2 separate regions of the Mus musculus genome follow, and region 2 is linked to region 1. The links are chromatin loops, found by intact Hi-C in ENCODE. Cell type or tissue: heart. All regions are shown on one strand. Each heading gives the region's core, and the rest is flanking DNA. Links, peaks and the distances in the headings are about the cores only. Region 1 holds the start of Dennd1b (DENN/MADD domain containing 1B). Region 2 has its middle 37 kb from the start of 1700019P21Rik.

Region 1 (15,982 bases), core at 3,014-11,013:
GAATACTGACAGTTTCCTGGCTAGCCGTTGGTGGTACAATATTCTCTTCCGACACCCAACAGTAGCAGCAAGCTGCAGCTTCAGTCAGCCACACAGTCACAAGCATAAAACTAACCAGTTCTGTGACCCGTGTTGCTAAGCTGGGATGGCAGACATACCAGGTGAATTAAAGACCTTTAAAACTTAAAGCATTATTATTATTATTTATTATTTATCATTATTATTATTAGATTGAGAGACCGGCTGCATGTTTGAGTCCAGCCTTAGATATATAATGAGTTCTAGGCTAGCCTGGGCTACATACTGAGGTCCTGTCTCAAACACCACTAACAACTGCCCCACTCCCAAAATCCACAGAACAACAAAAAGGGGAAGGAACACTCCCCCACACACACTTCCCTCTTTCAAGGTGACTTGTCATCTACACATACCTTAGTGCTTGGTGGCATTAATATTGTGTTTGTGCGCTTACCCTCGCACTTGATGCTGTGATTGCCAAACAGAGCAGTCGGTGCTCTTGGTCCAAGTGGCTTCTGTCCTATTAATTAATCAGCACCTTCCAGTGCCTGACTGGACAGCCAGGGGCAAAGTGAGCCAGTCAAGGCTGGGCTGTAATCATCTCTGCACCTTCTTTCTTACAGGAACTGCTTGCAGCAGACAGTACTCATTATGTGGTGGGTCTTTTCTGCTCTCATGCTCGCAAAAACATGTAATGTTCAATTTCAGGTATTTCGTTGGAGCATGTTCGTAATCCTATAGACATTTTCCTGGTCTCTCACCATTTGTAAAAGCCTTTCACAGTCTGGACTCCTCTCACCTCTGGTACTGTATCATATATCACTTCCAGCCACCTTGGCTTCACTTCAATATGCCAGCCTTCCTTGAGCCGCCTCGAACAGGCATACCTGTTCTCTTTGTCAGGGAGCCTCATCCTGCATCTCTTCATGTAGTTGCCAGTCATCTTATCCTTCAAATGGCAGTTCAAATGACAGCACATAAGAGATGTTTCCTCATCTATTGCAGCCAAAGTAGCCTGCTACAAAGGTTCACTGGTCTGCTTTAGCACGTGTCACTGTAAGGCGACTCATTATGTATATGTTTACGTGTTTCTTGTTGGTCTCTGATTCCTAGATTATAAACCCCCTTGAGGTAGATCTCTAGGGACAAAAATGGCAATAGTTTAGAGTCACAGTCCTGCTCTTTCTCATTAGGTGATCCCCCACCACCATCTTATAGAGCATCAACAAGGCTGTCATCAGATGACAATGAAACCAGTCAGTCTGGCAGGGATGAACACATCCTAAGGAGACAGTTGTGATCCACTCAGGCAAACAGACTATAGGAAGCATGGGCCTCTAGAAAGGAGATCTCCATAAGAATCTCCTGCTGGGAGAAGAAAGGCCAAAAGCCTTGGGGCATTCAGAAGAGGAATTTGTTCCAGAGAGGAGGAACTTGTCTTCAGGAAAAAATTTACAATTTGTCTGAATAACTTGCAGGAGAGACTCACCTGGCAAGAGAGACTAGGAAATGAGACAAGGGTGGACTGGGGACCACACCTTGGACAGATTGCATAGTTATGCATAGCTCTTGCTTTCTATTTAAACACCACCCTCCTGTCACAACTGGAGTTAACCTTGTGTGTATATGGATTGCTGATCTCTTTGTCTCTCTTTCCAAAGTTTGAATAAATCTCACCTTTCCTGCTTTTCACTATTAATTTGCCTCCTTCAGTTGACTTATAGATGACAGGTAGCTAAATGACATCTTGGGGCACAGACTGTGACCCCATGTTCTATAATATCAGCATCAGTCTCTTGGACTTCCCACTTCCAGAACCATTTTCAAAATCAACCTCCATTATACATTACCCAGCATGGAGTGTTTAGTCAAGGCGACAGAAAGCAGTGGGAGCCAGGACTCATGCAGTCATCTGGAAGAGGTAAAAGAATTCAGAAGCTAGCTCACAATAAAAGGAGGAATGTCCTTGGGGACTTTGTTCACTCATGCATGGGAGGGAAAGGACAACTGCATAGAATAACCCACACCAGAAGAGGCAACAAGGAACCAAAGCAGAAAGCAAACCACGTAAACAGCTCCAGTTTAGCTTAAGGGTTAGTGACTGTGCCTGTCAGTCAACTCAGATTCACTTCCTGGCACCCATTACCAGTAGCACATACACTCTCAAAACAAGAAAAAATGCCGGGTGTGGTGGCGCATGCCTTTAATTCCAGTACTCAGGAGACAGAGGCAGGTGGATTTCTGAATTTGAGGCCAGCCTGGTCTACAAAGTGAGTTCCAGGACAGCCAGGGCTATACAGAGAAACTCTGTCTCAAAAAACAAAACAAAACAAAACAAAACACAAGAAAAAACATCCACTTATGCATAATTTCCCTAATATATAATTTTAGTGTAATTGTTAAAATTTATATGTTGAATAGTTTTATACCAAGAATGTATATTAAATAAATATAGAGGGATAATCATAATGCTTATTTTTAATTTTTAAGAGTGTCCATGAATGTTTTTTAATTTTTCCTTTTTATTTTTGAGAACCAGAAATCTTTGAGTTTCTAAGTAAAGTTTTTCCTAAACAATCAGTGTTTCAGTCAAGCAGTGGTGGCTCATACCTTTAATCCCAGCACTTGGGAGGCAGAGGCAGGCGGTGAGTTCGAGGCCAACCTGGTCTACAGAGTGAGTTCTAGGACAGCCAGGGCTACACAGAGAAACCCTGTCTCAAAACAAACAAACAAACAAACAAACAAACAAACACCAAAAAACCAAAAACTAAAAACCAAAAGACACTCCCAAAAAAAACCAATCAGTGTTTCTACAGATTAATAAAATTTCTTTTGACTTTAGCTTTAATTTTGTAATATGAGGATGGAGTAGAAACAGTAACAGATTAATCTCTCTCTCTCTCTCCAACCCCTTTCTTCCCCCACCCCCACCCCCCAGTCAAGGGTTTTGTTCTGTAGACTTGGCTGTCTACCCTGGAGCTCACTCTGTAGACCAGGCTGACCTTAAACTCACAAAGATCTGCCCACCTCTGCCTCGCTCTCCTAAAGGCTGGGATTAAAGGAGTGTAAAGTCAGGTGCCACCAGTGCCCAGCCCTCTTTTAGTTTCTTATATAAGGCTTTCTAAATCCTACCTAAGCATTGAGTATTGTTTATTGTCTCCATTTAAAAACTACCAGATGCCATCAAGTAGCAAATGCTAGAGGTTCACTTGAAGCTTGGTTTTGTTTTGAATGAGCTAATGTCCCAGCCAGAGAGAAGGCACGTTCTTTATGAAGAAAATGGGTTTCAGAAATGGTTCTGTGGTATAATGTGGACTAATTTCTCTTTCTGGGTGCCTCTGGTAGATGGGGAAGTACACTCTTCCATACAGTCAATCTTAGGAATAAAATGTCCCCGGAGAGAGAGAGCTTCCTTTATGGAGCCTGCTTTACCCACCATCTACACCTCACAGGCCTGTGGAGGGACCAACTAATACAATGGTCACAAAGAACTTGGCAATGATAAAGGCAGATGTGAGAAAGCCTGTGCTCCTGGTGTACGACATGATATGGTGACTCAAATATCAAGACAAAACATGCACCTCTTTGCTTTCACAGATTAGAAGGGGTTTACCAGTTGGCTTGCTTGAGAAGACCACTAGATTTAAAGCTTTACTTCCCATCCTACTATTAGGGCTTGGCACAGACATCCAGGCACGCATTACTTCAGGATTAATACCTGCTTATTCAAAGAAGAAGTACAACATGTTTGTGTTGGAAATCAGAGGTAATGAGTGAATGAATCACGTAGCAATCAATGGCTTGATTTATGCCACCACAGAATAGGGATTAGCAGTGCTTATTGGGTAGATGCCTTGAGTGACTGCATTGAGGACACAGGGTAATTACTGTGCTCAGCACACACTGGGGTGCCTGTTCCTGATACCTAACTCTTTCCATGAAGGAAGTGAAGGAAAGACTCGGGAAGTACCCAGGTAGCAGGCTGAAAGTGCCATTTGTCCTCACCAATGCAAGAACACTGTTGTCACCTGAAGATGACAGGTGACGATCAGGCTGAGTCATGGATTCTAAAGCTTCCTTCCCATTCTAGCCACGCCCAGCTGTCCCTGTTGTCATCTCAAGAAGACGGCAAGAAAACCACTCCATGGTGAAGAGAGAATGGAGAAAGGTGTGTGAGACAGTATCTTTCACAAAGAAAATAAATGTAAGCCACATGGAATTAAGATCTTGGGCAGTTTCTTCTGCCTTCCCACAGAAGGGTACAGCAGTTTTCTCACTCTCCCAGACACCAGACACCAGTAAGGAGGTGAGGCGATGCCCATATTTTTGGCACCCAAGAGAACCCCTGGTTTTAATTTTTATCTTGTCTGATTTGAGGTAGAAAGAAATGAGGGAGGGAGGGAGCCATCAAACCTGTTGGGATTGTCAGTCTCTTTGGTCTTCAAGGAACCTTGTGCCATAGAGTTATGTTTTTGCCCTGGTGTTTATTTGACTGAGTTCTAATGGCTGGCATGCTGCATCTTCCTGCACCCCTGCACCTGTTGTGTACGGTTATACCTGTCATGTTTATCTAGTGACTGATTGCATTTTAGGAAAGCAAAACCTGGCAAGTGGATATGTTCTTTGGAATGTCCTTTTAAATCAGGATTAAGGTTGTTTATAGAGGTTGCTGATTTTGTTGGATCACCAGTATCGTATTAGTCAGTCTTTTCTGAGTCCTTCCAGTTAATTCTAATGACCTTGCTCTTTGAATGTGATTACTCACTCTACTGAAGCATTCAGTGGGTGTGAGCAGGGCTGTCACACAATGATGATGTTTTATTTATGTGAAGTATCTTGTGGGTGGGGTCAGGCGCTTGCTTCCCATGCAGTGTGTAGGGTTACACAAACATTGTATGCTTCTCGAAGTTCAAGAGAGACTTTACAGAGTCCCTGAAGAAAATTCAAGCCCTCTGATTATAATCTCCTGGTCCTGCTCTCCTGCCAATAATCTCTGCTCTGCATTTCAAGGGCTGTTTGAGGTTTTCCAATGTCTGGCAGGCTGAGGAATGGAGATAAGTGTGAACTAGCAGAAGCTGGTCAGAGGTAAGATAATTTATTTTACAACTTGGGATACATTGCTTGGAGAAGAGGAAAGAAAGATGTTTCGTCACATGGGTTTTTGATAATATTTTTATTAAGTGCTTAATAGCAAAATTAATATAATTCATCATTTGAGATTGATAACTATTTGCTTATGTTAAGAGGAAGCCACGTAGAGTTAGATTCTGGGGCATGGCCGATTGGAATGTGGCAGTGGCAGCTACAGTAGAGGAGCAGGGTGCCTCAAAAACTGGATTCTAAGTTAGTTATTTGAAACCTTAAACTTCGAGATAAACTGATAAGCCCAGACAGAGCCCAGGTGTGTTTAGTTAATGAACAGGGAGTCCACCACTTCCCAGCTATAGGTTAGAGTAGAAGGAGGTCAGAAATGATAACATGAAAAATACCAAGTTTTTAAAAATCTGGGAAGGAACACAGAAAAGAAAAAAGATGAATGGGAAGCACATTTAACAGCAAAAATAAATACAATTTATCAACAGATATAACGGATACTTATTCTAAGAGCCCAGATGCTTGGGCTGCATTAGATCTAAAACATTAGTGCTGGAATTATTTTCTAAATACCTTTGAGAGTCTGTGTGCCTCTTTCTTCTTCCCAGAGGGAAGGGGCTGCGAAGGGGCACTCCTGTATACTAATAACATGTCACTTCGAAGGCACACGTGCTTATCTCTGTGGTTATCCATACTTTGAGAAACAGAGGAGCTGGTTCACAAGACCAACCATGCTTGCACCAGACTTGGGTTCTCCCACATCTCCAACAGGTAATGACATCAGCCAGAGACCATTTGGGTGTAGCTTGAGGAAAATGGGCACAATCAGGTATTGAAGAAAAAGCTCAAACATAATGGTTTAGAAAGTTTCTATGTAAAAAGATCAAAAGAGCTACACTACTACTAGGAAACCACTATTAAAACAAAACAAAACAAGACCCGAAACCAACCAACCAAAAAAATGACAGAAGTGTAGGTTGAAATAGGTAGGCCTATGGACATGTTAGTGTATCTTAATTCACCTTCTCTCCCACTATTAAATTGTGTCAAAGCTGAAACCAACTTAGTAATAGACATCACCACATTCATCATCAAGGTCATATTCTTAGATTACTACAGTCATGAGCTGAAGAATATATTTTACTTTTTTTCTCCTCTTCTTGTGCTGGGGATCAAACCAGAACCTTGTAGGTGGTGGGCAACTACTCTGCCACTAATCTATAGTCCTGTTATGTGCTCCTTGCCAATACTATTATAGTATCTGGTTCTTGAATTACTATGGTTCTAAAAATGTTATTGTCAAGTAGGAAATATTACTGCTGAAATATGATCTTGGGAAAATGTGACAACCAATTTGATTATTTGCCTTCTATAAACTTCTCTATTAGTAATGTTGTTTTCTATGAAGCGAAAATTACCAAAATTATATCACTGGTTTCAATAAACATAGGTTTACTTCAATAAACATGACAGGTTTATTCCAACTTCTATCTGCACTAATTTTCGATAAACTATGTATATAAATCATACCTGCCTGTGTTTATTTATTAAGATCAATAATATCTAACTCTTTATTGTAGTTGGCCTCAAATGTGATTGATACAGAGTAAATATATGGGACATTTTGTCTTCATACTTAGTATAGCTTGAATAAGTAACAATCTTAACTTTATAGAGTAACTGTCATTTTATATAATTCCAACAACGGACATTGAAAACATTTGTTACTATTTTCTCACCCCAAACTAAGAATTCATGGCACAGTCACCCTAGACAGGATTGTTTACTTTGGAGAAGAATTAATTATAATGAAAGAAGAAACTCTCACATTTCAGGAACTCTTGGGGCAGAAGTCGTTTTTAGTTACAGAATTTATTTCAAGTCTTTCTAGTAAGCTAACTTGTTAGTTAGGCAGCAAAAATCTTTATATGGGAAAACCATATAAACATGGTATAGTTGGCCTAATTGTGAAACTGAAATTCACTGATTTCTCCAAATATCTCACAAGAAGCATTGCAATTTTAAACTTGAACAGCACAGTCCTCATGTGACAGGCGAATCATAATTCCCATTTTACAAATGTAGGAAGCGAGAAACTGAAGTTAATATCCCACGCCAAGACAAGCTGTGACAAAAACAGTATGCTCTGACATTTTGTTTTGTTTTTCAACCACATTGGGAGCTCATTTTTTTTTTTTTTTTTTTAAAGTAAGAGGTTTGTGGCTGTGGACTATATCTTTCTATCTTGATGGAGCAACACCGTTTTTTTTTTTTTTTTTTTTTTTTTTTAGCAGGAAAGTATAAGATCAAATCTAGTCTTTATTTTCCAAGGCTCCGTGTCTGACTTTTATGTGTCGTGACTCATACCACATTCATACCATGTTGGTTTCCTCATTCTCGTACTTTCTGTGTGGATGGATACAGTCTGAAGTAACCCTTACTGCATGACAGTCACTCTAGCCTTGTCAAGGGGGAATGCTAGCTGGGAGAAAGCCTTCTCCAGTCCCTAAGGAGTCTGTGTGACTCTCCAGCCCTGGACAATGTTTTCAACGTCTACCATAAATCTTTCTAAATGTCTTCTTAGTAGATCCTGCATCTGAGACAGCAGCAGACGAGGCAGTAAGAAGCCACAGTAAGAATCAGCAGCAGCTGAGCTTGGTTAGATTCCAACTTTGCCACTGCCTACTGCTTCCTTATCTCAGATCCAGTCTCTTGCTCTGGATTAAGGTACCTACCTATAGCTCAGGTGTTGAAAACACCAAGCCAGTGTTTGTCACTGCTTACAGAAACACATCAGGTTCCACCTCCTCCATCCTTCGTGGTGCCCTCTCAGCTCCCCTAGAACGACACTCTAGGGGGCCTGCTACTGTGTGTTCAAAAGTTAAGTCCCTGGCTGTGCGTCCGGTGTCTGCGGCAGGAATGTGTTTCCCATATGTGCCGGCAACTGGAGCCTGTCCTTGAGCAGTTTGGCAGAGCTGGTTAGCAGGTGCATGAAGTCTGAACATTCCTGAATCAGGAGGGGGCGGCTCTGGGTTTCCGAGAGAGCACTACCGGGGCCACGGGCAGGAGTGAGGCGGAAGTCAGAGCATCCACTCGAGCTCCCAATTTGCAATGAATGGGAGTCGTGATGTGGGAACCCCGGGGCAGAAGTGCTTTCCCAGGCCGGGGATCGCAGGAGCCGGTGCCCAGGACAGCAGGAGGGCAGGTCCTGCCCGGAGCCCGCGCGGCCAGGTGCAGCCGCCGGGCGCGTCCCCGTGCGCCCCCTCCCCCTCCCGCCGACTTCCTGGTTCGCGGAAGGTGGCGAAGCCGCCGCCGGCCGGGTCGCGGGAACCGAGAGGCGGGGGCAGGGGCAGGGGCGGGGGCGGCGTCGCCGCGGTGCTGTCCCCGCGAGGCCGCGGAGGGCGCCGTGGGCCAGCCGCCGCTCGGAGCAGCGCGTCCCGGACGGCGTGCGGGCGTGCGGGCGCGGGGCGACGGCAGCCCCGCAGCGACATGTGACCATGGACCGCAGGACCAGGTGAGCGGCGGCGGGGCCAGGCCTCCGCGGCCCCGGGTGCGGCCTGCCCGGTACGGCCCGCTGCGCGGAGGTCGGCGCTAGGCCGCAAAGCCTGCCCGGCCGGCGACCGGTCTTCCCCGGGCCGGGTCGGCCGTGCGCCGCGGCGGGCGGGCGGGCGGGCGGACGGGCGGGCGGCTCTGCGAGCGGTGGTTAGGGAACCGCTCCCCCGGCGTTAGGATCGCCGTGGTTCCCTTTAGGGTGATTTTTCAGGGTGGCCAGGGTTGCTTTCTGATGCTTTCCCTTCGTTTAAAATGAAAGCGGTGTTTGTTTGTGCAGCCGCTGAGTGTGTGTGCTGCTTGCAGAGTGGTATATGCACTAAGGTGGCTCTTCACCATTGGCCATTTTACTTGTAGGGAGTAGGTAAAAAGCAATTTGAATAACGGTGGCGGCTCTGCTTGGAGGTGTCTTAGAGATGGGTATTTGCAGCTTTTTCTCTGGAAACTTTACTTTGGGAAGAAATCTCGTCTTCTTTGACCGCCCCCTCCTCTTCCGTTCTACCTCACTGTGTGTTAGAGCCACAGTGAAAGGCCCTGTAGATTGCAGAGAAGTATTACCGAGTCAGGATTTATTTACCTAAGACAAATTCTAAATATCTTATGAAGATAGAAATGTTACACATTTTAGAATATTTCCTTTAATATTTGACACCATAGAGGACAGGGTGATTAAAAAAAAACACACAACTTACTCTTTGGACAATTTATTGTACTATGAGGGAATTAAAAAAAAAGATAGCTGGAGCCCGGTTTATGCTCATGAAACAAGTTAATAGCGGGTGGGATGAGGAAGTGGAGAAGTGGATATTTATAAATTAATTTGTATGGGTTGTCTTTCCCTCCAGTTCTAAAGAATGTCATGTTATATATATATATATATATATATATATATATATATATATATATATATATATATATTTAAAATCAATGTTTGTTTAGAAGTGAGAGATAGCATTAATATCTTAAAGAAATTATGTATTAAACAAGCCAATGTACAAAGGCACTAGTCTTAACAGGGTAATTGAAATATACACCATCACTTTTGTGCATTGTGATGTCTTTTCCTTTAACAGTCCCCTGCCTCTCCCTCCCATTATGGTCAAACCCAAGGCTTCAAGCACTCTAGGGCAGATACTGTGCACTGGTGAGCTACATCCCCAGACTTAATCTTATACCTTCTGATGGAAAGAAACTCTACAATACCAAATTTTTGTTTGCTTTGAGTATCTCACTATATTTCAGTCTGCCTTTTGAAATGTACCAAATAAATGGGCTAAGCATGTAGTATAAGAAATTAGGAAGAAAAAAAAAAAAAAAAAACAAACCCAAACTAGTACTTGTGAAGGAACTGAAACAAACTTTCTGTTCTGTGTGTGTGTGTGTGTGTGTGTGTGGGGGGGGGGATTTAATGAGGAGGCCAATGTCCAAATTCCTTAAAAATAGTTGATATTAAGAAAATAATTTTTGTTAGGTTTTGTTACCTTGGAGTGTGTGAACAGCTCTCTACTTTGAGCATGTTCAAGTACAATAAAGATTTCAGGAAAGCCTGTGTACAATATCCTATCTATGGAGAGCGTGTCTGTGAGTCTGGAATCAGGTTTTTATCCTCTGGAGAAAACTGGCCAGCCTATGTTAGATCTGTGACAGTGTGAGAGGATGCTTAAGGGTGTACTGGCTTTCCATTTTTGATTCAGGAGGGTGAAAATACTACTCTACAGTGTTCTTTCCCACATTGATTTGCTGGTACTCTGAGATGGGCAGGGTGCATTATAGGTGAGAAAGCATTCTGACAGCTGACACACTTTGCCCCCTGATCCAGAACTCCAAAGTCTGAGCTATAACTCTTATCAAACTGATAAAACATTTTCATGTCTATTTTTGCTACCAAGTCGGGAATATCATAGAGTATGCTGAGACAGGAATAAGACTAGATTTAGAGTGGTGGTGTCCTCGGGAGGCAGAGGCAGGCAGGCAGAGGCAGGCAGATCTCTGAGTTTGAGGCTAGCTTGGTCTACAGAGTGAGTTCTAGGACAACAAAGGCAACACAGAGAAGCCCTGTCCCAAATAACAAGAAAAAAAAAGTCAGTAAATTATAGGGATGGAGTTTTCAACATGGAAAGGCTTTGGGCTTAATTCTTAGCACCACAAAAGCCCACATGTATAGGAATATCCTTGTATAGAAGCTTTATAGATAATGGCTATTTTTCTGTGCAAAGTAAATATAACAAGATTCTCTTTATTTTAGGGAAAATCCAGAAAGAACTTTTGACTTGGTATTGAAAGTGAAGTGTCATGCCTCTGAAAATGAAGGTATGTGTGTTTCTTTACTCCCAACGTAATCGAGTGTGTCCAGACAAGTGTTCCTACTGTGTTCTGCCGGAGCATGATAGTGTCAGGAACCTGATAGCTCCAGGTGTCTATTCCACTATCTCAAATTGCTAGTGGTAAAAGAGAGCTAGGCCTTTGCTTTGGGGTTGTAGAAATCACGGATGCTATCTGTGCAGCTTGGATTTCAACCTGCAGCTCAGTTTTGTTCCCCGTTGACAAAACTGCCCTTGTTCTTGGTGGGAAGGGATGCTTTTGCCATTTTCTTTCATCTGTATTTGAAAAGTCAGCACCATTAAACAGAAAATAACACAAATTCTCCTGCTAGTACCAAAGGCACCTTCAGCAGTCCCTCCTGATGTTTCTGGAGTGAAGTGTGTAGGCTGAGTAGCCTCTTGGGTAGGGTTTATTCTAGTTGCACAGCACTTGGGGAGGTAAACATGGGTGGCATAACTTGGAAGGTTTTCATGGTCAGACCTATACACTCTTATGGAAAAACAAATATTTACTTTTTAAAGTATTGTGACTTCTGTCCATCTTCCATCACTTTTGCTATAACATCTGTATGTTTGGGAGTGGCGTATCAGTCACAGACAAAGGGGCATCTCGTTTTTGCTTATCTTGTGCATGGTATGTCTTCATGGCTGTGTGTAGTACAGGGCTCATTAGCAGGATACTTAGCCCCAAATGGCAAGGCCAGTAAGTGTGGGGTTTTCTGGAAACCAGTTAGCCATCCTGAAGCCTGGGAGGAAAGTTTCTGACATTCTTAGTCCGAAGTCAGCAATTATATACTCTTAAGTAATTTGGCTCCGCACACCTTAAAATAGAGGAGCCCAGCCCAACCCAGCTGTGGTGAAATAGGCATGCCTAATTTTAGGTAGGAAATCACACGCATTCTTGGCTCCAGAATGCTCGTGTGCTTCATTTCTGGTCTGCTGGAACTACAGCTCTGCTCAGGTTTGCAGGCTAACAAGAACTCCTAAGGTTCTCCTCAATTAGAGAAATCATCTTCATTGCTCTCTAGGTCATTTGTTCCCATGTGTTCTCCCCAGGCACAGCCATATCCTCTGTGCAGTTTGGGAATGTTCCAGCGAACACACACACTTGTGTATTAGTTTTTCAAACCCTACTTAAATTTATAGTGTATTGATGGTATGAGTTAGCCTTAAAAGAACTACCATGATATTAACCTCAGGTGTGTGGAGCAATGCTCATCAGATATGTTATACAACAGGAAAGGTTCTTTTGGGAAGCATCGGCACTTTATCATTGTGTGTGTTCTTCAGGTCTTATAAAAGCAGTCTTATAAAAGTATGAAACTGCTTCCTATAACAGCTGGTTTGCGCATGTGTTAGAGAGTCCGAGACCTTCGTGTAATGGCTCTGTGGTTTTGTCCTTGCTTCCTCCCTTCGCTCCTTCTGCTTTTTATGACTGGTTATTCCAGTGTACAGCTGTTACTAACTTCTTTTATTGCCATCTCGCCTTGTGGCTGCTGTAAAGTCAGTGCTTTCCAGGGACGTCTTCATTTGTATTTTAGCAGTTTATATGGTCTGGCAAAGTGGGACATATCATAAATGGACAAGGTAAACAATTTCAGCCCCTCCTCAAGCTGGTCAGTCCATTCTTTGTGCCTGTGATTTGTGAACACAGTAGTGTCTATGTTCCTGTGTGTGAGTGAGTGCTAGCACATGCTTGCCATAGTGTCTGTGTAGAGGTCAGAAGAGAATTTCAAGTGTTGGCCCTTACCTTCTACCTTGTTTGTGATGGGGTCTCTGTTGTTCCCAGCTCCTGTGTATACCACCAGGCTAGCTGCCCTTGGCTTCTGGGGTGGGCTTGGGGAGGTTGTCTGTCTCCACCTCCTGTTTCCTCCTGGAGCTGGGATTACGGATGCCTACTACCTCACTGAACTTGAGTTATGGGAATCTGAACTTAGGTCTTTACATACGGGAGGCAAGCTCTTTACCCACTGATCCATCTTTGTAGCTCAGAGAATTGTCAGGACTACCTCCAATCAACCCCTCCCCATCCCCCAACTGGGACATTGTTAGAGACTGAACTTAATACCACATGCACATTCTATGAAACTTGGAACCACCGAGCTGGAGCTTCAGCTCCTCATCCATTGTACAGCAGCTTCTAAAGACTTAGAACTTCTTTTCTTCTTTTTTTCTGATACTGTTTCTCACTATCTTGACTACTGTAGGTCAGGCTGGCCTCAAACTTGGGATCTTTGTACTTTAGTTTCCTGAGTGTTAGGATTGGGGTGTGCCACTACACCTGGCTTAAAGACTTCCTTTAAAGCTATTTTCAACCACATCAAAAACATTACCTTTTCCTCCTTCACTGATGCTTTAAATCTTATAAATATAATGAATATTTTAGGTTCTATGAAGCTATAATCTTTTATGTCCTAAAAAGTCATGGTATTCATAACTAAGTGGGCTCTATAGACGTATAACTTTATGCTAGATTGAGAGATTGATGTGTCTATAATCTCTTATTAATTACCTTTTTTATTGGTAAACATATAAAGGGAAATATGTGGAAATTCTTTGAAAAGTATTAGCATATTTCTTTTTTAACTGTCAATACTTGTCTGTTTTATCAAGACACTGGGTTGTATTTTGGCTTGTTTGGAAGTTTGTTTCATCATTATGATCCACTTGGAGACTAAGCCATGTAAATTAGGCGTTTGACAGTCTGCATAAGAGGGATGCCATTGGGTGAATCATTAGCTCTTATTATGAAATTACAGTCCTATCATCTGAAGGGTTAGATACCTTGTGGTGTCTAGATGGCTATCAGCAGACCTTGGAAGGGGAGAAGGAGGGGGCCGTGGCTTTTTTTTTTTTTTTTTTTTGAGACAGGGTTTTTCTGTGTAGCCCTGGCTGTCCTGGAACTCACTTTGTAGACCAGGCTGGCCTTGAACTCAGAAATCCGCCTGCCTCTGCCTCCCAAGTGCTGGGTTTAAAGGTGTGCGCCACCACCGCCCGGCTGGGGCCTTGGCTTTTATGACTCTTTCTTTAGAGCCAGAAATTTTCTTTGCTAAAATCCGTCAGAAACTGTCTTGTTGAACCTCAGTGGCCAGAGTTGTCATGGCTATGACCATTACTTAGGAGGACATCATTGACCCTGTAGGGATGGAGGGCTGTGGTCAGGGTCATTGTGATTGGCCTGCTAAGTAATTTGCAAGGAGTAGATACTAGGAGACTAGCCGAAGTATTCTTTGTAAAGGGTCGTTGAGAGCACCACTTTGTTCTTTTGTTGGCTTATTTCATCAAATAGAAAATGTGCCCTGGGTCAACATTTTTACTCTTCATGTCAAAATATTTGATATTCTCATTCATTTTTTCATCATATATATGGTCAAATATAAAATTAAAAAATAAATTTTATTTCTCTTTATGTGAATGTATGTGTGCACAAATTGGTGCCTATAGAAGTCAGAAGACGGTTGGGAGTCCCCTGGAGCTGGAGTTCCAGGTGCTTGTGAGCCACCTGGCCTGGATGCTACTGGAACTGACCTTGAGTCCTGCAAGAGCAACAAATGCTCTTACTTAGTTGGGGACTCATTTCTCTAGTTCCCAGAGAGAAGTCACTAACTAACTGTTTTGGTTCATTTGGATTTGATTGGTTAGTTGGTGAACTATAGCTTGACATGCTGTCTCTTCATCTAGTCTGTTGCAGTCTGCACTTGTTTCAAGGCATTTTATTCTTATTTCTGGACACAACACATTTTAGAATACTGCAAAATAAGTTAGTTTTGTTTTGATTCTCTACAGTTTTGAAGCTTGCTCTGAGAGAACTGATTATGGGTCTCTGTTCAGCCTCTGGTTAATAGAGTTGTTTCTGGTAATGTCTTCATGTTGGCTTTGTCCTCTTTTTTTTAAATGGAGACTTTCCTGGTAAGATAATCTTCCAGTAGCTTGTATTCCAGAGCACAGTGGCACGGTTTATATCTTAATGCTGTTCTTGGTGGCTCTCCAAGCCTTTGCCACCCTTCTGCTCGCCCACTTTCCCACAGAGGCAGCCAGGGAAGGAGAGAGAGCAGAGACAGCCTGCTGGAGTTCTAATAACAAAACTTATGCTCCTCTGCTGACAGCACTTTCTCCAAAGAGACGGACATTTCACAGAAATGAAAACTAACGCTTCCTTAGTCAGAGATGCCTTCTCTAAGGCTTTCCTTTTTGGCTTCAGGATTCTGCTCTCTCTGTGTTGTGCCCTTCCATCCCCGTTGCTAACTGTAAGAAGTAGCAGCAGCGGCAGCAGCTAATATTTATGGAGTGTTTACTTGAAGCCAAGCACAAGTCTGTAGAAAAAAAATGTACGAGGTTCTTTTGTTTGTTTGTTTGTTTTTGTTTGTTTTTTCGAGACAGGGTTTCTCTGTATAGCCCTTACTGTCCTGGAACTCACTTTGTAGACCAGGCTGGCCTTGAACTCAGAAATCCGCCTGCCTCTGCCTCCCGAGTGCTGGGATTAAAGGTGTGTGCCACCACACCAGGTAGACGAGGTTCTTAAGTCTTACAGAAATCTTATGGTATAGGAAGTGTTACTCTCTTGAAGAAATTAAAAGCCTAGGGAAATGAAGAAATTTGTCTATAGTACTGTCCCCATGCTCTGAGTTTAATCACTGTCCCAGTGCTCTGGCCTGTTTTTATATCGTGAGGGCACAAAGTATTAATGATATGTGCTACAGGTCATTTAAAACTCGAATCCTATGTGTTTTCTGAAATTAATAAATTAATTATAATTCCTCTTAAAGCAATTACCACACTTTTCCTGGTACAATTCTCTTTATAGACTGAGAAGATTGGATTCCCCCTCTTCATTTATGACTTATGTCTTCAAATTAAATGCTTTTGATCTAACACTTCTAGTTATTAGCAGTTTCAAACATATCCTTAGTAAACTTTGTTTCCTTTATTTCTGTATTATTTGGATTATTTCTCTGAGGATCAAGTCCCTTTGCTACAGGGTTTTTTTTTTTTTATCTTAT
Region 2 (15,982 bases), core at 2,628-10,627, 50 kb before region 1:
GAATGTGTGTATGCCATGGATAATGTTCAATCACTCTGAAGCATTTGAAAGCGTTTAACCATACTTCAGTGGCCCAAAGATATGTCAAAGCAACATAAATAGGTATTAATATTTTCTATTTTTGTTGCTGAATGGCTGCCTAAACTTAGGAATATATCATCTACTTATAGAAAGTCTACTTATAGACTGTATAAGTAGGCTGTTCTGAGCATTCCACACACCCAAGCACGTTCACATTCACAAAAGCAAGGCATGCTACACTTTAGGGATGATATCTTTGATGGATGAATCCGGTAACTCTGACTTTCACCGAGTGCCAAACTGTAAATCACTGGAAGGGAAAGTTAAGGGGACGTGGTCATCATGCCACTCGGGCTGCTGGGAAGACTAAGGGTTTTTTTGTTCAAGTAGGTATGAGGGGTTAAATCTGGCTCATGGCACTAGATAATGGTTGTCCACTATCGGAGGACAGGGTGAGGGAATCTGGGAGGAGGGTAAATCAAAAGTGTCTGGCACCATTGAGGAGCAGGCTGTGGGAAGCCCCAGGCTCCCTCCTGATAACTTATCTGTATTCTGTAGTGAGGCTGGATCATGCAGCTGAAATATAGCCAGGGTATATTTTTACATGTGTGGCATTGCAGAGATATTTATAGCAAATAAAATAGCTTAAGCAGATCTATGTAGAAAGCAATGACATTGGTAGAAAAAACAAATCTTAATCCATTTAGATTTCATCAGTGTTTACTTGGTTTTTGTTTACTTTAAAGAATTAGTATGTAGTGCATTGGTGGTTTTGCTTGCGTGCCTATGTGAGGGTGTTGGTATCTGGAGTTAAAGTCAGTTTATAAGCTGCCATGTGCATGCTGAGAATTGAACCTGGGTCCTCTGGAAGAGCAGTCAGGACTCTTAACCACTGAGCTATCTCTCCAGTCCATTCCTTTTTTTCTTAAACAAACAAACAAACAAACAAACAGCAGCAGCAAGAGCTTTCCAGGAATCTTTACACATATAAGAGGAAAGCAACGATCTTATCCCCACGCCACCCTGCCTCTGCGCATCCTTAGAATATTTATAAGGAAATCTTGTCCATTCTTTCCCATTGCCTAAACATCTATAAGAGACAAGGATTATTTAGAAAATATATCCACAATATCATGTCACCTAAACCATTTCATAGCAGTTCCCTAATGTGCTCAAAAGCGTCCGTCAGTGTTAGATCCCCCCAACCCCGCTTTCTATTTTTTTGTAATTTCTAAGTTTGTTTATCATCAGAAAGAAAATGTTAAACAACCCTTTTAACTCAATCTAAGGAGTCCTTGTGCCCATCTCTGTTTATCTTCCTTGGAACTCACTTGTTGAAGAAACTCACTCTAAGTTTAGAAGTCACCACCATGAGACCTGAATTTAGACATTGGCATGGTTATACATTCCCCTTTTATCTGTAGGAATATTGTACAGATAGGATGCACACCTCTCTCGGGGGAGCATTGTCTTCACTTGTATTTCCTGACTATTGCTCAGATCACATGTTCATGTGCTCTTTTGTTCTCCTATCTTTATTAAATAAATAAAACATTATAGTTACAGCTAAAGTCCATCTCACTCTTTCCCTCCCTAGAGCAAAAGACAGTGCTGTCTGTGTGTTTCATGCTTTTTACACTTTAACTAAATATGCATATTTTTCTAAAGTGGATCCAAAATATGTATGTGCATATTACATTTTTACATATTTGTTGTTATGCTTATTTGCAATTTTCATTTGAGGCTGATCTCTGTTGTTGTATGAAGGCCTAATTGACATGGCCCTATTTGAAGATTATCGACTTTGTCCTTATGGATAATTCTGTCATTTTTTGAGTTTCCTTAATATAAATAGCACTGTGGAGCAGATTCTCATGTCCAAGACCTTGTGCATGTGTCCTGAAGTTACTCTGTTATAACAGGCAATGGTCCAGGTTACAGTGTTGGACTAGAGTTGCCCATGCCAGCTCTATTGGCATTTTTTCCCCTTCATTAAAAACATGTATGTGTCTATGTATATCTGAAGAAGTCTGTGCCATGTGTGTTCAGATGTCCACAAAAGCCAAAGGAAGATATCAAATCTCCTGGAGCTGGTGTTAATGGAGATTTGTGAGCCACCTGATGTAGGTGCTGGCAAAGAAACAGGTCCTCTGCCGGAGAGATAAGCACTCTCAACCACTGAGCTGTCTCTTGAGTTCCCTGTATTTCTAAAATCTCTAAAAAGTTAGTGATTTGGCTATTAAACCCAAGAGCTATTAAAATTGTATAATAGGAACATATGATTAAGTGAATTGTATTGAAACAAAGGTAATACTCAAAGCTAATCTCTTACTAATTATTTTACTGAGTGCATGAGAATTATCTATGCCTGAGGCTATTAGCAGTTATGATAGCAGTCTAAGGAAATACTCTATACTGTGTGTGACTATGTTTCTTGTCCCACCTCTTCCCCAGGTGACATTGCATTGTCTACTTGCAATCACCTGTGTTAGAGTATTTTCACAATATAGTGTCATGAATCAGAGCTGAATTTATCACTTTGCTCACCAACTAGACATTAAAAAAATGAGATCCAAATCATAATGCACACAAATAGTGTATTGTGTGTGCAATCCTTAAATAGCACAAAAATTAAGGGATTTTCCTTCCAGCCCTCCAAATCTATTATCCCACAACACCTCCAAAGTCTCATTAGACGGCTACATTCAAATTCTTCAGGAAGCGATGGATGATTTAGTGAATGACAGAGAAATTTAAAGCTCTAATTCAAGAATACTTCACTCAAAAACATATTTATGGTGGAAAAATTATTTTGTTTTGAAAGAAAATACAGGAGATTATCTTTGTAGCTCATAAGGAAGCCCCACTCGGAACCATTTTTCAGAAACAGTCTCATTTGTCAGATGTAAAGTGTGTAGATGGATGGCTGTGTCCAGCTATTACCTTCGTCTGACCCATCTCTTGTTCATGCTGTCGCTGGGAAGGGGTTCCCCAGACGATGACTGAACAAAGAACTAGTCAATGTTCAAGCTATTTCGACCTAATGTAAGATGCCCTGGAAGACATTTTTGATTCTGGAATCCATGCAAGGGGCAGAAATCTTATCAGTTCTGCATTCAGATCTAATAACCTCCCCCACTCATTCTTCCTCATTTTATACATATCATACCCGCATATGACCCAACTTTATCTCAGAGTCTGTTCTCTGGGAAAGCCACTTAGCACAGTCTTTAGAACAAGGAGTTAGGGGAGGTTTTACCCTTTCATAGTTTAAAGTTTTATTCTGAGACTCTTTTGGCTTTGTGTTGGAATTACTGATTTTTATCACAGTTAAGACTCGTATACAATTCTACTGTTTGAAATCTCGAAGAATGATTTTGGGCTCTTGGGCATGTGCCAACATGCCTGACCAAAAGTACATTTACTTAGGATGCTATTGTTGTCATGGCTGCGAGCTTGAGCATCAAGCCTTCTCCTAAGCAAATGTTTGCCTGATTACTGTTGGTCAGCACTGCCTTCAAACAGCAGGCGGTTAATGATTGTTTCAAATTGTCCCTCTTCTTCATCTTACAAAGAAGAATCAGGGCTGGAGACACTTATCAGGAATGCTGTGGCCAATTGACTGTGTTCCATCTTAAATTGGTGTGGTGGGACGAGTGTGTGTGTGTGTGTGTGTGTTCCAGCTTTACTCAGTAGTATTACCATTGCATCTAAATAATTGCTGTTTAGCTGTACTTAGGAAATATATTTATATTATTTTTGTAACAAAGAGTCTTGCCCACATTGCTTCAAAATAGCACAAAGGAGTGCCTGCTGCATGGGAGGGGGAATGTCTTCCAGCACTTGGCTAGTATCTAATACTCTCCAGTGGACACCAACTATATCCCTGTTGGCTGGAGGCAGCACATACATGCTGCAGCTATAAATAGAAAGGTTGTGCAAATATGCATGGGTGTCGCCCTTCTACCACACACGTTCCTATTCTGTGATCTTTTCTTGATCTCAGATAATTGGCCTTTTCCACCCTGTAGTGCCAAGAAGATGAGAGCCATATGTTCACCAATTGGACTAGGAATGCACACCCTAGCATTTCTTGGAAATAAAATAAGGCACAATTTCTTTAAAAAGCCATTTAGAGATTGATATTGAATGAAGAACAAGTAGGAACGAAAAGGAAATAGTTATATTGTAAAACTTTAAAGTTAGCTGATTCCAAACCTCTTATGACACAGAGCAAGCAGCATTTATCTGATGAGGCATGGTGCTAGACTAGACTCCGTGGCAGGAATGATTTAGATTCTGGCATTGCAAAGGTCTTAGTTCTCTGTGTAAAATTTAACACCCCCAAATCGCCTAGATGTGAATGAGAAAGACACTGTGCCCATCCCGGTCAGCCTTCAAGCAAAGCTAATCAGAAGATGTGCTCAGGCAAGGAGAGAGCCCAGCTCCTTGTCTACCCGGTCAGGGCCACACTCTCGGAATTTAGTTTCCCCCAAAGAATAAAGATTTCTCTTTGTTTTCCTTGTGCCTATCAAACATCTGGTCGCAGTGCTTCTCCCAATTCAGTTTATTCTGTAGGGTCTGAGAACCAGAAAAAGAAAAGGAGAAACTTTTCTCATGATTACCCAGAGCAAATGAAGTAAAATGTATAACTGGAATTAAAAAGGAAAAATCTACCAAACTAAAGAGATGGGAAACGCAGTTTATGTTCAGGTTGGTTTAGAGTTTAAAACAGAGATGCCTGGGAGCAGGCCATTATAATAATATATAATGGTAACATTCCACCAACAGCTTAGTTTCACTGTGTTTAGATGAATCACTTATGTCAAGATATTGGGGGAAAAGAAAAAAATCCATGTAAAGACATACATTCCCAGTAGCTTTCTGCCGTGCTTGTGGCAACAAAAACAATATTGTCACACCCTCAGGCCTTGAAACATCTGACCCAGCGAAGGACTGGCTATACTTCAAATGTTGCTTCCCACAGCCTCTAGTTCCAAGTCTGTGGATGTGCTACAGAGGATTATTTTGTCATCCTTCATGTAGCAAAACTAGTATATTTAATCAACCTTTAAGACATTTTCCTTTATTCTTTGTTACCTGAAAATAGAATACATTTTATCTTAATAGCCCATTGTTAATTAGCTAGTATTTCTTTCATTAAAAAAATAAAAATAAAATAATGGCCCATTTTAAAGTAAAAGAAATAAAATAACACAACAATGATATCCATATCAATTTCATTTTTAAGACCTTCTTTGCACTAGCCACAGTATTAATTACTTTATAATTAGTATATTTTTTGCAAGGTTGGGAGCCAGTATCTCCCTCGATAGCATAGGCTTGCCCTGAATTCATGGTCCTTTTAAGAGCCACACACAGGCTCTCAAGTACTGGAATTGTAAATACCACCTGCCACCAACCCTAGTTTTGGAACTATCATCACATCTAAAGAGATAAGAAAGTAATAATATACAGGTATTGGCCTTGTTTTGTATACTAAAGAACAGGTATCAAGTGAGTTAATATATATGGGATATATGTTAGCTATAGACAGGTCTATATCTAGATATAGATATATCCAAGTTAGATATAGATAGACCTGCCAGATCTGTCTGAATACAGACTGCACCCTTCCACCAAGTTATCATGCTTCCTGCTGCATCTTGTCCACAGTTAAGGACAGCACAACAACAATGGTAAAATCATTACAGCAGCAAGCATTTATATGCCATTCATGTGAATGAAACTGCATATGTGTGCATATGCTTGCATACTCATTTGATAGAACCAATTAATGAATAGGAACACCACTGCCACTATTTCACAGAAGAGGAAGGGGAGTCCCAGAAGCATTCTTCAAGTGGCAGAGCCAGCACTGAGTCAGGCAGACTGTTTAGGTTTGCCCACAAGGATATCAGCAAGAAGTACCAAGAGCCTCTCTTCCCAACATGAGCACCCAACTCAGTCTCCACAAACATTCATTAATCTATTTCAGGAAACAAGTTAATTCAAATTCCAGTTGATTATCTCCCTACGACTTCTCCTGAGTCCCACAGGCTTCTCCCAGAACATAGTTTTGTAAGCTTCAAAGTAAAGGTATATATAATTATTTCTTTGGGGGCATTTTATTGGGAGGTCAGGACTGAGCCACATAAAACAAATTAAATTGTAGGGCACAGAGGGAAGAAGTATACCAACACGTTTAGCACTTAGCATGAGCCAGGCAGTTTGTTTATGTGTGTATATTCTCTCAGCACCTACAGCTTTCTATCGTTTTCATTGTACAGAGGATGGTGAGAGTAGGTGGGACTTAGAGAGACACAAATAAGATGACATCATTGGTAGAGCATGTCTGTGTGATTACCTAAGCTGACACACCAGAAAAATGTTCAAAATGAATTCTCGGCACAGGAAGAAAGAGAAACCTTTGCTGTGTTCTCTAAGGACAGAGAGGGCGCACTAGGAAGCTGTCGAAACTACGTGAGGAAAAGCCTGACAGCATTGCCACATTGAGGAGGACATGGACGCTAACGGAGCCAAGGTGTTTCACAAGAGTGAGAAATGGGTCTGGCTTCCATCTCTGTTTATCCCCCTGGGTGCTAGGAGACATTGTGGAGAGTTTTCAGTCGGAAGTCATTGTGTGACTTGGTGAGACCTGACTCTGAAGGACAATATCATAATCAGTAAAAGGAAATTATTGTTTACTGAGCACCAAAGAGCACATCTATTAAAACTAACGATGAGATTAATGGAAAGTCTACAGTTAAAATTCAGAATTTGGCAAATGATATAGAAAGTTTGGCCAATTTTTTTTTCCCACAAATCTGCTGCACTTAAAAAAAAATAGTTAAAGATCTTCAAAAATAATGTCCAGGCAATTGAAAAAGCCAGCATGTGATTTACAATATGCCATTGAATTTGAAGCGCTTTGCGAGAGCGTTTACTTGTAGCTCATGAAGACAATGATTTAAAGCATGGTCTGGAGCCACCAGCGTGGGCAGGAGTGGAAAAGGTTACTGCAAAACAGCCTGTCTTCCCTTGCGTAGAAAAAAACCAGAAGCAGGGAGTATATCTGTAGTCAGTGTGTCTAAATGGCTATATCACCCTAAAAAATGTGGGTCAACACTGGGCTTTAAGAGTCAAGAGGAATTCCTCCTCCTTCCCCCTCCCTCTGTCCCCTCAGGACCTGTGAGCCCCTCCTTGGTGATCAGGGTGGGAGATAAAACAGCGAGGAGCTGGAACTGAGATTTGGAACGGAGTACTCTGAAATCGCTACACCAGCTGGAGCAGAGAGTCCAAAAAAACAAAACATAAATTTCTTGGAAAATGACCCTGTCTTTTGGCAATTATTACCATGAATGAAAATAACTCAAAATCCGAAGTGTAGCGTGTCTTCCCTCGCGTTCCTTGGAGCTGCGTTCTACTCTCGTGTTTTCTGTCATGATTGTAGCTGACAGACTTTGAAGGACACATACTATAAGACAATATCAAATTTTATTTAGTCCGATGATTTTTTTAAAGATTTATTTGTTTTATTTATATGAGGACACTGTAGCTGTCTTCAGACACACCAGAAGAGGGTGTCAGATCCCATTACCAATGGCTGCTGGAAATCGAACTCATGACCTCTGGAAGAGCAGTCAGTGCTCTTAACTGCTGAGCCATCTCTCCAGCCCCTAATTTGAAGATTTTTTCTTTTGTGTTGTACTTACCTGGCAGGGGAGTTTTCATGGCCACAAAGATAAGGGTTTCCCAGAATTCGATGGAACTCTTGCCTGCAGAATGTGCCGACCTCTGACCTGTGTCCAAATATAGGAAACTCCATGGAACAGTTTTGGATCATGTATTCACACTTGTTTCTGTTATTAAAAAATGTTATAAATTTATTTCTGTGGGATAATTCCAAAGTGATAAATATATTTAAATTTTACTAATATATACACTTTGAACATTTCTATATTTCTACATAAAATATAATAATTTAGTATTATGAGTGATAAACCCCTGTGATTAGGACCTCATAGTGGAACTGAAGGAAACAGTAGAAGGACTTACTGCTTTTTGCCAACTATTTGAGGGGGGGAGTCATATGTAGTATAAGGAGCGTGAATAATAAATTCTAGCTTATTCATGGTAAACATACCATGAACAACGAGGGTCTTTCTCTGAACAGATAAGGTTCATCTTTGTAGCATCATAGATGCTTTGAGTTTGGGAAGCCAGACAGACTAAAAAGAAAATTGTTTTACCTGTTTTGTACCAAAGAACGTTGCCCCCCCCCTCTGCCCCTGTTGTTCTTTCTTACACTCTCTCAGTGTTTGCAAATTTAGCAGTGAATATGAGCATGACATTATATTTCACTAACTCCCTCTTGAAGTTGGAATTCTAGTCTCAGCTTTGCTGTTTAACAATATGGTCTTGAGCATCCTTGACCCCTGGGATTCAGTTTTTGCTATGCTTTTTATTTTTCTCCACCCATGTATTTCAACATATTTACTATATGTCTTCTCTTATGCCTAACCCTGTATTAGACACGGGGGTGGGGTGTAGAAAAATGAACACTTTACGTAAAAACTCAAGCCTTGGCAAGCTCAAAAACCTCTGAGAGGATATAGACAAATCATTGTAATGATAATTAGATGGTTATGGTTTTTTGCATTTGTTTGTTTGTTTGTTTGTTTGTTTTTGAGACAGGGTTTCTCTGGTAGTCCTGAAACACATTCTTCTGTAGAACATGCTGGCCTCAAACTAAGAGATGTGCCTGCCTCTGCCTCCAGAGTACTGGAATTAAAAACATGCATCACCACCATGTGGCTGATGTTATAGGTTTTTGTTTGTTTGGTTTTTTTGAGTGGCAGGAAGGAATATAGTAGTACATAGGCTGACATGTAACAATAGATTCTAAAGTTTTCTGTATGAATTCTAAATTCCAAAGTGTGTCTGCCACATAGTGGGCCTAATAAACTGTGTCTGAGTTGCAAACTGTGTCATTTGAATAAGAGTAAAACTATTAAGGAACCAGAGTTTCCTAGGTTTTGTTTTATGCCACCTACTTGTCAGGAAACAGAAAACAATCTTCTTGTTGGTGGGTCGAAAGAAAAGGGAAGAATTTGCCTTATCTTGGGAATAGAAAAAATATTTCAGGAACTGAAATTTAATATGTCTCTTTGACATGCATAAACCTTAAAGAGTTCATATAAGCAATTTGGAGAATTTTGTTTGTTTGTTTGTTTGTTTGTTTGTTGTTTTCCACACTGCTTTGGTGTCTTATTCAAAAGTTCATTCTGCCAGGCGTGGTGGTGCACGCCTTTAATCCCAGCACTCTGGAGGCAGAGGCAGAGGCAGGCGTATTTCTGAGTTCGAGGCCAGCCTGGTCTACAGAGTGAGTTCCAGGACAGCCAGGGCTAAACAGAGAAACCCTGTCTCGAAAAAACAAACAAACAAACAAACAAAGTTAATCCTTTGATGAGTACCTTTATCTTATGTTCAGAAAGAGGCTTAGAACGCAGGCGAATGGCTTAGAACGCAGGCGAATGGCTGCTTAACATTGAGCAAGGGATTTAGATTGAAGGAATTCAATTCCGTTTTACACAACTCATCACCTTTATTTAAAAACATCAGTTCCTTCTTCTTATTAACTCATACATAACTACTTGTCTTCCAGTTTGTTGAAGCAGTAAGTCAGACAACACTTGCCACAGTAATGTCTGTCAAAGTGGCTTCCCGTGAAAACTCCAGCACCACATTTATCAGAAGGACACGCTCAACAAAGGCGGCTAACATTCTGTTTTCATTCCCCTTACAGTATTTCAGCCCAGCCAAACTTCTTAAACTTCTTCCTCTTATGCTTATTTTTGGGAGTGATGTAAGATTTCTTTTTCTTAGCACCAACTTGAAGTCTCAACACAAGATGATGGGTGGACTCCTTTTGAACAAAGTATGGCCATCTTCCAGCTGCTTGTCAGCAAAGATCAGCCTCTACTGAGGAGGAGGAATTTCTGCCTTATCCTTTACATTTTCTACAGTATCCTAGGGATCAACCTCAATCATGATGGTCTTCCCCGTAAGGGTCTTCACAAACATGTGCGTCTTGATGGTTTCACCCCCAGATGGAGAATCAGAAAGGCACTCATCACGTTTTTATCTGGTAAAAGGATAAAAATGAAAAGAGGGAGGTAGAGAGCAGGATCCCTGGTTAAGATCACTTACTTCTCTTGTAACCCAGGTCCGATTCCCAGCACCCAGTTTGAGCCACACAACCATAGATAACTCCAGTTCCGGAGACTCTAAGGGCCATTGCAGTATCTGGGATACTGCAAGCATGTGACACACACAGATGCATGTGGGCAAAGCACTCTTACATACAATAAAAATAAGGGGTTTTTGTTGTTGTTGTTGTTTTATTTTTGTTGGTTTTTTTTCCAAAATGGAAGAAATCTGGCCTCATAAGTTTAAGGAACTTTGTTGTAAGACAATTTATGAAGCAGGATGACTATTTTGTTTCAAGCTAATCTAACATGGAATATTTCAAATCTCAAAGGCAGCCCCGGAAGCTATAGGCTTGCTCAGCTGATGAGGCTCACGTCTGCAGGGAAACACTGCTTCTGTTGATGCTCAGTAGCATTAACTGCTTCAGTAGCACTGTCTTTGCCATCCAAGGTAGTTTGTGTTACTGTGGCTCTGTAAGATCAAGAAGTAAATGCCAAGTAACAACAGAAGTGACATCCTTGGGAAAACGTTATTACTTGGAAATAGAGCCAGAAATAATTGGCCTGACTTGTGGGATTGAATCTGAAGGGACAATGTTGTGATAAGAAAAATAGTGAGATGGAGAGAGAGACAGAGAGAGAGGGAGAGAGAGAGAGAGAGAGAGAGAGAGAGAGAGAGAGAGAGAGAGAACAAAGAAATAAAGCCATCCAAAATAAATAGGTAAAGGAGCCTGAAAAAGTGAGGTTCAAAAGAATTTTTTTTTCATACTGATACAGAGTAGCTAAGAATATTTACCGAGATTTCAAGGAAAACACCATCTCTGGGAAAGTTTTTCTTTGATCGTTTGACCGCTTTTGAATAAAATTCCCCAAACACCAGTACCTCAAAAGTTCAGAAGATCAAAACCTGACAGGGATCAAAACTTGAATCAATACTCAAAGAAAAGTTTACAGAAAGAGGACTGGGTCAAAACAAAGAATACAAAATGCACAATCACTAGTTTAAGATTCTAGCTTTCCATTCTTGACTAGCAGTAGGTTTTTTCAGAGCCGTGACAGGGACAGGACAGACTTTGCTCTGTGTTTCATGTTACCAGGCTCATGAAAACTGGACTGGGTGTATATCCCTCTTGCCCACTTCACTTAGTACCTGAAGCCAGTACAGGTCAGCTCTGCTACATCCTATGAGAGGAGAGACTTTTCTATGTGCCCAAGATCATATCTATTACTGTTTAGCCTGGAGAGAAGGTGTTAGTGCTTGCTGATGGTGTTACAGTCAGAAGGCCGAATGAGGTGACACATGCTGTTGAGGCGACACATTCCATTGCAGTTAAATACTGGAGCCTAATTGTCTTAATTTTTATCATACCATTGTGAGTTGTTTATTTGATTTCAGGCAAATTGCATGTGTTCCTCTTTCTCATTTTCCTCATCTGCATATAAAATGATATTTAATGTCTACCTGATAGGTCATAGATATTAATACATATACACAGCCATTACAATTATGGGATTACAGCAGTTGTAGTGATCTGCACTGGGCCTAGACAGTGCAGGAAAAATAATAATCAGCCATTGATGCAGTAGGATTTCAAGAGGACATAGCCTTGTTGGTGAAGTTTGGCCACTGAGGGATGCTATGGGGGAATCATTATCATCAGTTGTGAACCCCCTAATGAGTCTACCAGACTCTAATGGACAACTCCACATGTTTGGTTAAACAGACGGCTCTGGTTAAACTAGTGGATCAGAAAACAAAGACATGGTCATGGCTCCAGAGAGGAACTTACAAGGGGAAAGCTCTATACGAGTGTATGAACTACCTAAAGTTAAATAAGAAAAAGAAAAGGTGACTGAAAGACTGCTAAACAAAGCAAAGGTAACGATTGCTTGGCAAAACCTCCTGCTAACTGTGAAAATATCAATATTGCAGTTGTTAGTGTACAGAATCAAATGGGAGCACCTACTTTCTAGTTTTATTTGCTAATACCTTCCAAGCCCTTAGACTTTCCATAATGCCACATTGAAGATGCATCTCTAATTATAGTTCTACTTGTGACAGGTGTGAAACTGCAATAGCTAATTTGCTTATTTCTCTTGATACAATGCATGTGATTTGAACACAGAAAAATAGTGTTAAAAGCCTTTAACAATAACTTTTGGCATTTCGACAACCCGAGAGAAGTTTCTATTTGTATTCATTTATAGTTTAAGAAAAATGAGAGAATTACTTTTTAAATGATGCATTCTCTTTGGGGTCGTGTGTGTGTGTGTGTGTGTGTGTGTGTGTGTGTGTGTGTGTGTGTGTTAGATAAGGGCTATACTTTTTTAAAGGAGTTGAGAATGAAGTTCAGCTGTAGAGCCCTTGACTAGGGTTGATTACTAACACCACAAATAATGGATCACAAAAAGCAAGGAAACGTGTTCTTCCCCTAGAGCAGAGGTTCCCAATCTTCTTAATGCTGCGACCCTTTAATACAGTTCCTCATGTTGTGGTGACCCCCAACCATACAATTATTTTCTTTGCTAGTTCATAGCTGTAAGTTTGCTACTGTTGTGAATCATGATGTAAATATCTGTGTTTTCTGATGGTTGTCGGTGACCCCCATAAAAGGGTCAGTCAATCCCCAAAGGGTCACAACCCACAGCTTGAGTACCAGTTCTCTAGAGCATCTAGCATGATTTTATTAACCATGAATTTTGGTCCCTAAGATATTTTTTTTTTTTAGACATCTAGCCTTGAACTCTAAGGTAGTGAGTTTGCATGGCAGTAAAAGTCATGGGGCATGTTGGTAACATGGCCCAATGGCCATAAAAAAAAACAAATACAACATTAATGTGAGATTTATTTATTTATTTAAAGTCATGGGGGCATGTTGGTAACATGGTCCAATGGCCATAAAAAAACAAATACAACATTAATGTGAGATTTATTTATTTATTTTGGTTTTTCAAGACAGGGTTTCACTTTGTAGCCCTGACTGTCCTGGAACTCACTCTGTAGACCAGGTTGACCTTGAACTCAGAAATCCATCTGCCTCTGCCTCCCAAGTGCTGGGATTAAAGGCATGTGCCACTACTGCTCAGCTAGATCAATGTGAGCTTTAAAATTCCGTTCTTTTAATATACATGTTTATTTCTTAATAAAATCTCAACCTTTTTCTAGTACAGTTTTACTTTTAAATCAAAGATGCATTTACATTTTTCTGTGCAATATTAAGACCAGAGGTCAATTTCAACTAAGAACTTCTGTGAGATGTTTTACAAGCACAACATTTATTTCAGTGACAGCATAGCTTTTTTTAAGCTTTTTTCTTTCCAACAAACATATGTTTCCATTTCCTCTTTTTATTTACGCTGAATACATGTTGTAATTGTGTTTCTTTATTGCTGTGATAAAACATTGACCAAAAACAACTTAAGGGAAGAAAAGATTTATTCCATATTACAGCTTACAGTCTATCACTGAGGGGAGCGAGAGCAGGAACTCAAGGTGGAAACTTAAAAAGTAAGAACTGAAGCGGGTGCTGAGGAGAAAACCTGCTTAAACTGGCTCGTACCCCATGGTTTGTTCAGCCTGCTTTCTTATATAATCCAGGACCACGGGCCATGGGTGTCACCACCCACAGTGGGCTGGGCTCTCCCACATCAATCTTGTTGAAGAAAAAGCCCCCACGCCCTTGCCTACAGGCCAATCTGAGATTTGAGATTCCCTCTTCCCAGACAGCCCTAGTTTCTGCCTAGTAGACAAGGAGCTAACCAGCACAGTGCCTATACTTTAAAACAAAAGAAAAAAATAATGTGTCTAGCTTGATTTGTATTCTGAATTTGTTAGGGAATCGCTAAAGGGAGATCCCAGACTCAAATAGTGTGCAAAGGCAAAGAGCGTTTATTCTGCAGAAATAGCCAGCATACAGAAGTCAACCCAAAATAGCAACAACTCGAGGAGCTCACAGGTCCTCTTCTTATAGGGATGAGGAGAATTTTCCAGAAGGGTTAGGTAACCTCTGTGGGTAGAAGCAAAGCAGTGGCATTAGTACAGTTTTGATTGGTTGCTATGTGAGTTTCATTATCTTTAGTGAAACCTTGAAGAATGTTGTAGACCAGCTCAGTTCAGGCCTTGTTATCTCCTCCAGCTAGGTGTCCCAGGAGCTGACTCAGCTCCTGCCTTATCCTCCGTAAGTCAGGGCCATCAGTGATCTGCGGTTCATCTTCAGTGACTCCCTCTGAGAAGCCCAATTTGCTTCTTGGGGAATTGAAATTTTTATTCCCAAGATTTTTGAATCTCTCAAGTTGACACTTGCATTTTTTGAGAGTAGCAATATCCATGAGGAGGTTTTTGTACTGAAAGTCAGGAGTCTAGTAATTCTTGGGCTCTTCTTTTATTTCTAAAATGTTATCTAATAAACGAATTAGTAGGAAAAGCTCATAGAAAGCATTTAGATTATTAAAAAAAACCACTATCTCATTGGATATCCTTGACTTTTATTTTGTTAAAAATTATAATCTCAAAAAATGAAAAAAAATCCAACATATTTTATACTCTTACAATTTTTAAAAAGTACTCTAATTTGTGTATGTGTGTATGTGTGTGTGTTTGATATGTAAATAGAAATACATAACCGCTCCTTCATAGTGTTTCCAAGACTCTTAATCATATTGGACCCACTAAATTTGATCAGCTATGCAGAGAAAGAGTCTGAGAATAAATAAACACAGAAGCTCTGAATCTCCTCTGGGCTTCATCTTTCTCTGTTCCCCTTAAACAATTGCATGCATGTCTTGTTATCTGTCATACTTCCTGTTCAAACAGAACACAGCTCTCTCCACCCCAACCCAGCAAAGAGACCTGTAGCAGGTGAGTTAGAACTTCCAATAAGAAAGCCTGAGAGTCAACTGAAAGACCAGGAAATACTTGATTGCTAGCATGCATCTCCCCAAATTGGAATACAGCCACAAACCCTCGGGGCTAAATCCCAAGCCCCCAGATCAGCAGCCTGGAACATCTGGGTAAGGAGTATGTGTTTCTAGGGTTTTGTGTTGAAATTAATCTCCATGAAGTAAGGTCCTCTTGGGGGACTCTGCGGCAAAATGCTCAAACCAACAAGCACTCATTTAATGTGACTTTCTAAAAGTGGAATCACTGTATTCTTTCCTGGACATAGTAAACAGAAAATATTTAAACTTTGTCCCGAAGTAGGAAGTGTTCTAACCCTACAGAATCATCAGTTCTAGATAAAATCTACCTATTGCACACAAGAGGAGCAATACTGGAAACCCTGTATAAGACAAAAGCAGGAAGCTACTGTGTACACATGAATGTACAATTTTGCAAGAGAACTGTAGAAAGTAACCAATCCATTTAGTATATGGTTCTTACACATCCACACTGGTGGATAATACTTTAACATTCTTTTTGACCTTCTTCTCCCCTTCCAAGATTGCAATATTCTCCTCATTGAGGGATGGCCAGAGGTGAACTCTGCAAGGTACTGGCATGTGCTAGCTCAGAGCTCTGAGACCCTATACAGGCTATTGCAGGTGCCCTTTGTCAACATACTTGTCTTGGTCAGAAGTAACAGGAGAGGACAGTGTATCAGGGTTAATTGCTAGGAAGAAAATGTGTGAATTCGGGGGAATATAAATAGGCTAGCGAGAGAGGGAAAGTCAGGAACAGAAACTAGAATATTTACTTGCTTTGAACTGAAAGAGAGGGGAGTCGAGGAAGCTAACATTTCAATAACACTTGA

Evidence for each region. A loop is a pair of places that touch in the nucleus more often than their neighbours do. Peaks named below come from ENCODE experiments on the same cell type or tissue, not always from the same donor. Only the 100,000 strongest peaks of a DNase experiment are listed, where the experiment ranks them.
Region 2: a loop joins it to region 1, with 5 times the contacts of the local background. A loop is called at or near these places in 9 of 42 quality-filtered maps.

What each region holds. Positions count from the first base shown.
Region 1 is chr1:138,955,260-138,971,241 of GRCm38, forward strand. It overlaps Dennd1b (DENN/MADD domain containing 1B), which reads left to right and starts at 8,450. Exons shown (of 22, transcript NM_001166501.1): 1 at 8,450-8,626; 2 at 10,907-10,971. The coding sequence starts at 8,610. In heart, for the core only: a CTCF peak has its summit at 7,979; DNase peaks (open chromatin) are centred at 8,112 and 8,392; H3K4me3 peaks cover 1,945 bases; H3K27ac peaks cover 1,712 bases.
Region 2 is chr1:138,905,932-138,921,913 of GRCm38, forward strand. No RefSeq gene overlaps it. Among named protein-coding and RNA genes, the nearest start is that of 1700019P21Rik, 37 kb to the left of the region's middle. In heart, for the core only: CTCF peaks have their summits at 6,475 and 7,576 (motif pointing right); a DNase peak (open chromatin) is centred at 6,560; H3K27ac peaks cover 1,040 bases.